Linked DNA regions of Homo sapiens: region 1 is linked to region 2. A link is an interaction called in ENCODE POLR2A ChIA-PET data of the cell type or tissue named here. Cell type or tissue: A673. All regions are shown on one strand. Region 1 overlaps SLC5A2 (solute carrier family 5 member 2). Region 2 overlaps ZNF843 (zinc finger protein 843).

The links. ChIA-PET counts read pairs that join two places held together with the same protein. Peaks named below come from ENCODE experiments on the same cell type or tissue, not always from the same donor. Only the 100,000 strongest peaks of a DNase experiment are listed, where the experiment ranks them.
Region 1: POLR2A ChIA-PET joins it to region 2 with 10 read pairs; 2 of 35 experiments call an interaction of 5 or more read pairs at or near these places.

What each region holds. Positions count from the first base shown.
Region 1 is chr16:31,486,376-31,488,875 of GRCh38, forward strand. SLC5A2 (solute carrier family 5 member 2) reads left to right here. Exons shown (of 14, transcript NM_003041.4): 6 at 945-1,025; 7 at 1,155-1,384; 8 at 1,663-1,798; 9 at 2,008-2,115; 10 at 2,247-2,397. Among named protein-coding and RNA genes, the nearest start is that of SLC5A2, 4.5 kb to the left of the region's middle. RefSeq lists a silencer at 1,356-1,515. In A673, no CTCF peak of the experiment used is centred here; a DNase peak (open chromatin) is centred at 1,486; H3K4me3 peaks cover 1,021 bases.
Region 2 is chr16:31,433,782-31,436,281 of GRCh38, forward strand. It overlaps ZNF843 (zinc finger protein 843), which reads right to left. Exons shown (of 2, transcript NM_001136509.3): 2 at 1,653-2,500. The coding sequence ends at 2,022. Among named protein-coding and RNA genes, the nearest start is that of COX6A2, 6.7 kb to the left of the region's middle. RefSeq lists an enhancer at 1,700-2,200. In A673, no CTCF peak of the experiment used is centred here; no DNase peak of the experiment used is centred here.

The sequences.
Region 1 (2,500 bases), 53 kb after region 2:
TGGAAGGGTGGTGTGGTCCAAGCAGGAGAAGGAACTAAATCTTTGGAGAGCAAAGGCTTCCTCTCTTTCCACTGTCTCTTGGATTTTGACTGGAAGTTCAGAGAGAAAGCCATGCTGGGCTTGAGTGAGGACTTTGAGAAAAGGAAGATTTAGCAGCTCTTGCCTGCCTTGAACACCTGGGAGAGCACACCTGACGAGTCTCCAAGATCTCTGGCAAAACCCAGTATGGTTCATAGGGACCTGGGGTGGGGCCTGAGGTCAGATGCGGACCAGAGTAGGCAGGGCTTGGTGCCAAGGCCCGCTTGAGGGACCCACCTCCAGAAGGAACGGAACTGAGTATAGGACCTTAGACAATCATCCTCTCCTACGATGACGCAGAAAAAACTGGGGCCGGCTGGGAGCGGCTCACGCCTGTAATCCCAGCACTTTGGGAGGCCAAGGCGGGCGGATCACGCGGTCAGGAGTTTGAGACCAGCCTGGCCAACATGGTGAAACCCCGTCTCTACTAAAGATACAAAAAATTAGCTGGACGTGGTGGCCCGCCCCTGTAATCCCAGCTACTCGGGAGGCTGAGGCAGGAGAATTGCTTGAACCGGGCAGGCGGAAGTTGCAGTGAGCTGAGATCCACCATTGCACTCCAGCCTGGGCGACAGGGCAAGACTCCATCTCAAAAACAAAAACAAAAACAAACAAAACTGGGGCCTAGAGGGGGCTGCTAGTGGGGGTCCTGCAAGTAGGCGCCTGGCCCTAAAACTCAGCCACACTCTGCCCGCCAAGCCCTGCTTGTTGGTGCCTGCGTGCATGAGCCCCGAGAACAGGCTATCGTTTTGAAATTTATTCTCCAGGAAGGGGAACTCTTTCAAATTCCCACAAAGACGCCTTATTGCTAAGGCCAGCCTGTAACATAAACAGCTGGGCTGTCCCCTGACCCCGGCCTGTTGCAGGAGGGCTGGCCGCGCTGATGTACACGGACACGGTACAGACCTTCGTCATTCTGGGGGGCGCCTGCATCCTCATGGGTTACGGTAGGGGCTCGCCTACCAGGGAGGGGCGCGGAGGGCATGGTCGCGGAGCTCTCGGCCTGCGCGCGGGGCCGTTGCGCGTCTCCGGTCTGAGGGTCCTAAGGAGGGTCCCCTGACGGCCTTGCCCGGCAGCCTTCCACGAGGTGGGCGGGTATTCGGGTCTCTTCGACAAATACCTGGGAGCAGCGACTTCGCTGACGGTGTCCGAGGATCCAGCCGTGGGAAACATCTCCAGCTTCTGCTATCGACCCCGGCCCGACTCCTACCACCTGCTCCGGCACCCCGTGACCGGGGATCTGCCGTGGCCCGCGCTGCTCCTCGGACTCACAATCGTCTCGGGCTGGTACTGGTGCAGCGACCAGGTGCGGGTATAGGGCTGCGCCTGCAGTGAGGCCGGGGCGGAGCCGAGACGGGCGGAGCCTGAGTCCCTCCCCGCCTTCCCCACAACGGTCTAAGGCGCAGTCTGAGGGGCGGGAACCCCTCGGGTTGGTGCTAAACCAGACAGAAGGCTCCATCTACTCCAAGCGTGCAGCTGAACTTGGGGCACTCACGAGCCAGAGGCGGGGCACAGAGCGGAACGGGGCGCGGGGCGGGGCCGAGGGGAGGCCCGCAAGCGGGCAGCTGAACGCCCCTCCCGTAGGTCATCGTGCAGCGCTGCCTGGCCGGGAAGAGCCTGACCCACATCAAGGCGGGCTGCATCCTGTGTGGGTACCTGAAGCTGACGCCCATGTTTCTCATGGTCATGCCAGGCATGATCAGCCGCATTCTGTACCCAGGTAACATCCCTGCCCCGCCCCTTTCCTGTGCCAGCAACCGGGCGCCCGTCGCCCAGTTCCGTCACCCTCCTAAGACTCGGCAGTTTGGGCCCGGAGTCCCGCCTCCCTCCGGGGGTCGCACGCCTCCTCTGCTAGGATTCCCAGTCCCCACCTCCTGGGATTCCCAGACCAGGCCCCGTCCTAACGGCGCGGTGGCCTCTCTCTGGCAGACGAGGTGGCGTGCGTGGTGCCTGAGGTGTGCAGGCGCGTGTGCGGCACGGAGGTGGGCTGCTCCAACATCGCCTACCCGCGGCTCGTCGTGAAGCTCATGCCCAACGGTAAGGGCAGCCCCGGGCCACAGGCGCAAGCTCGCTGCGGAGCCCGCTGCTGGGAGGGGTCGTCCCTCGCGCAGCTGCAGCCGCCCTGGACCCCCAGTGGCCCCAGCCTCACGGCTGCCGTCGGCCCGCAGGTCTGCGCGGACTCATGCTGGCGGTCATGCTGGCCGCGCTCATGTCCTCGCTGGCCTCCATCTTCAACAGCAGCAGCACGCTCTTCACCATGGACATCTACACGCGCCTGCGGCCACGCGCCGGCGACCGCGAGCTGCTGCTGGTGGGACGGTGCGGCCTGGGCTCCCCTCCTCCCCAACGGATCAGCCCGGGGCGGGGGCTTGCGCACCTGCAGGGGAGCCCAGGGTCCGGGTTCGATCCGACGGCCTCCGCC
Region 2 (2,500 bases):
TCTCTAAGTGGAAGTGGGGCTCATATGAATGAGTAGGGCAAGTCTGGGAGACAGAAAAGGGGAAAGGTCATTTTGGGCAGTGGAAAGAAATAAATCAAGTGCAAAGACACAGAGGTGCAGGAGGCCCTGGCCAGCAAAGGCACAGAGGTCAGGCGAAGCCCAATGGAGAAGCATGCATGCCACGCTAAAGCATTTGAACCCTGTTCTGTAGGCCCTGCTGGGGTCAGCGGAGGGGGTGGAGGGGTGGGAGTGGCAGGCAGGAGATCCTTTCAGGCAGGAGACTGACATCAGATTTAGTGTTGGAGTCTGGAGTCTGAGGGAGGAATCTATAATAACTGGTAGGTTCTATGGATGCTGAACCAGAATGCAGAGGCGGGAAGCAGGGGAGATTGGCTAGGAGTCTTCTGCAACAGTCCAGGCTCATGATGACAGGACTTGCACCTGTGAGAGAGCACAGGCCACAGAGGGCACGGGGTGCTGTCGAAAAACTCTTCTGAGGTACAACAAGTAGACGGCAGTGCCTGATACTACTTGGATTGGGAGAAAGAGGCATCAAGGACTGAGGTAGCAAGCTTGGAACTGAACCAGTAATGCTACCACAGACTTTCATGCAGTTTAAATTCTCATAGGGTAACTTTTCTTCCTCACTCTAATAGCACATCATTAAGACAACCAACAAACCAACAAACACTTTTTTTTTTTTTTTTTTTTTGATTCGGAGTCTCGCTGTCGCCCAGGCTGGAGTGCAGTGGCGCGATCTCGGCTCACTGCAAGCTCCGCCTCCCGGGTTCACGCCATTCGCCATTCTCCCGCCTCAGCCTCCAGCTTGGCTGGGACTACAGGAGCCCGCCACCATGCCCGGCTAATTTTTTTGTATTTTTTTTAGTAGAGACGGGGTTTCACCGTGTTAGCCAGGCTGGTCTCGATCTCCTGACCTCGTGATCCGCCCTCCTCTGCCTCCCAAAGTGCTGGGATTACAGGCGTGAGCCACCACGCCCAGCCGACAACTAACAAACACTTTTAAAAATACTTATCTAAAAAGCACAAGAGAGGCTGGGTGCGGTGGCTCATGCCTATAATCCCACCACTTTGGGAGGCTGAGGTGGGCGGATCACCTGAGGTCAGGAGTTCGAGACCAGCCTGGCCAGCATGGTCAAACCCCCTCTCTACTAAAAATACAAAAATTAGCTGGGCGTGGTGGTGGGCGCCTGTAATCCCAGCTACTCAGGAGGCTGAGGTAGAAGAATCGCTTGAACCCGGGAGATGGAGGTTGCAGTGAGCAGAGATCATGCCACTGCACTGCAGCCTAGGCAAAAGAGCACGATTCCGTCTCAAGAAAAAAAAAAAAGGAGAGAGAAATAATCACTAATATTAAGATAACACAATATTATTCCTGTCCACACCAAGAATATACCTTGTATATTATTGTTACTTCGATAATATACCTTGTATATTATTGTTACTTCGATAATATACCTTTGCCTACTACCTACCTAAATCCTTTTGTTATTTTAGTTATTTTAGAGAGACAGGGTCTCACTCTGTCTCTCACGCTGGGGTGCAGTGGCCTGATCATAGTTCACTGCAGCCTTGAACTCTCCAACTCAAGCGATCCTTCCGCCTCACCCTCCTGAGTAGCTGGGACTACAGGCCAGCGCCACCACACCAGCTCGTTTTATTTTTATTTCACAGAGATGCGGTCTCGCTAGGCTGCCCAGGCTAGTCTCAAATTCTTCGGGCTCACGCGATCCTCCCACCTCGGTCTCTTAAAGCGCTGGGATTACAGGTGTGAGTCACCGCCCGCAGCCGCACCTGCCTAAATCCCTTAATGTATAAGGGAAAGGAGCGAGAATTCAGGGGAAAAAAAACAAACAAAATAGCCCCCAGCACTTCTGAGAAAGATCTGCCATACAGAAAAGCCGTCCTGAGCGGGTCTGTGTGGAGGGAGGGGACTGCATCTCAGATCCACAGTCCACCGGCGGCTGCAACAATTCCACCCAGGGCTGCAGCACGCTGGTTCTTCAGTGTCGGGCCAGGTTGGACCTCCGGCTGGAGGCCTTCCACACCGGAAACACTGGTAGGGCTCCTCTCCAGTGTGGGTTCGAGGGCGGTGGAGGAGCTCGGCACTGTCGCTGAAGCCTGGCCCTGGCCTCGCCGAGCGGTCCGGCCGCTCTGTGCTGCGAGGCCTTCCGGGCTGGCTCAGGGTAGCCTGGGGCCTGAACCGCCTCCCGCGAGTCCCGTCCCGCGCTCGCACAGCTTCTGGGCCCCATCGCCCCCTCCTGCTGAGCTGCCGGCTGGGTGGCTGGCGGAACCTGGGCAACTTCCAGGCCTCCCAGAGGCACTGCAGGCACTGCGGGAAGGCCGGATGGAACCAGAGGCTGGAGACTGAGTGGGGGGCCAGGATAAAGGAAGGGAGGTCGGGGCAGGAGTGTGGATGGGGGCAGATGTTGAAGGAAGGACCCGGGGCTCCCACAGGGCCGGAGCCCAGAGGTGCTGTCCG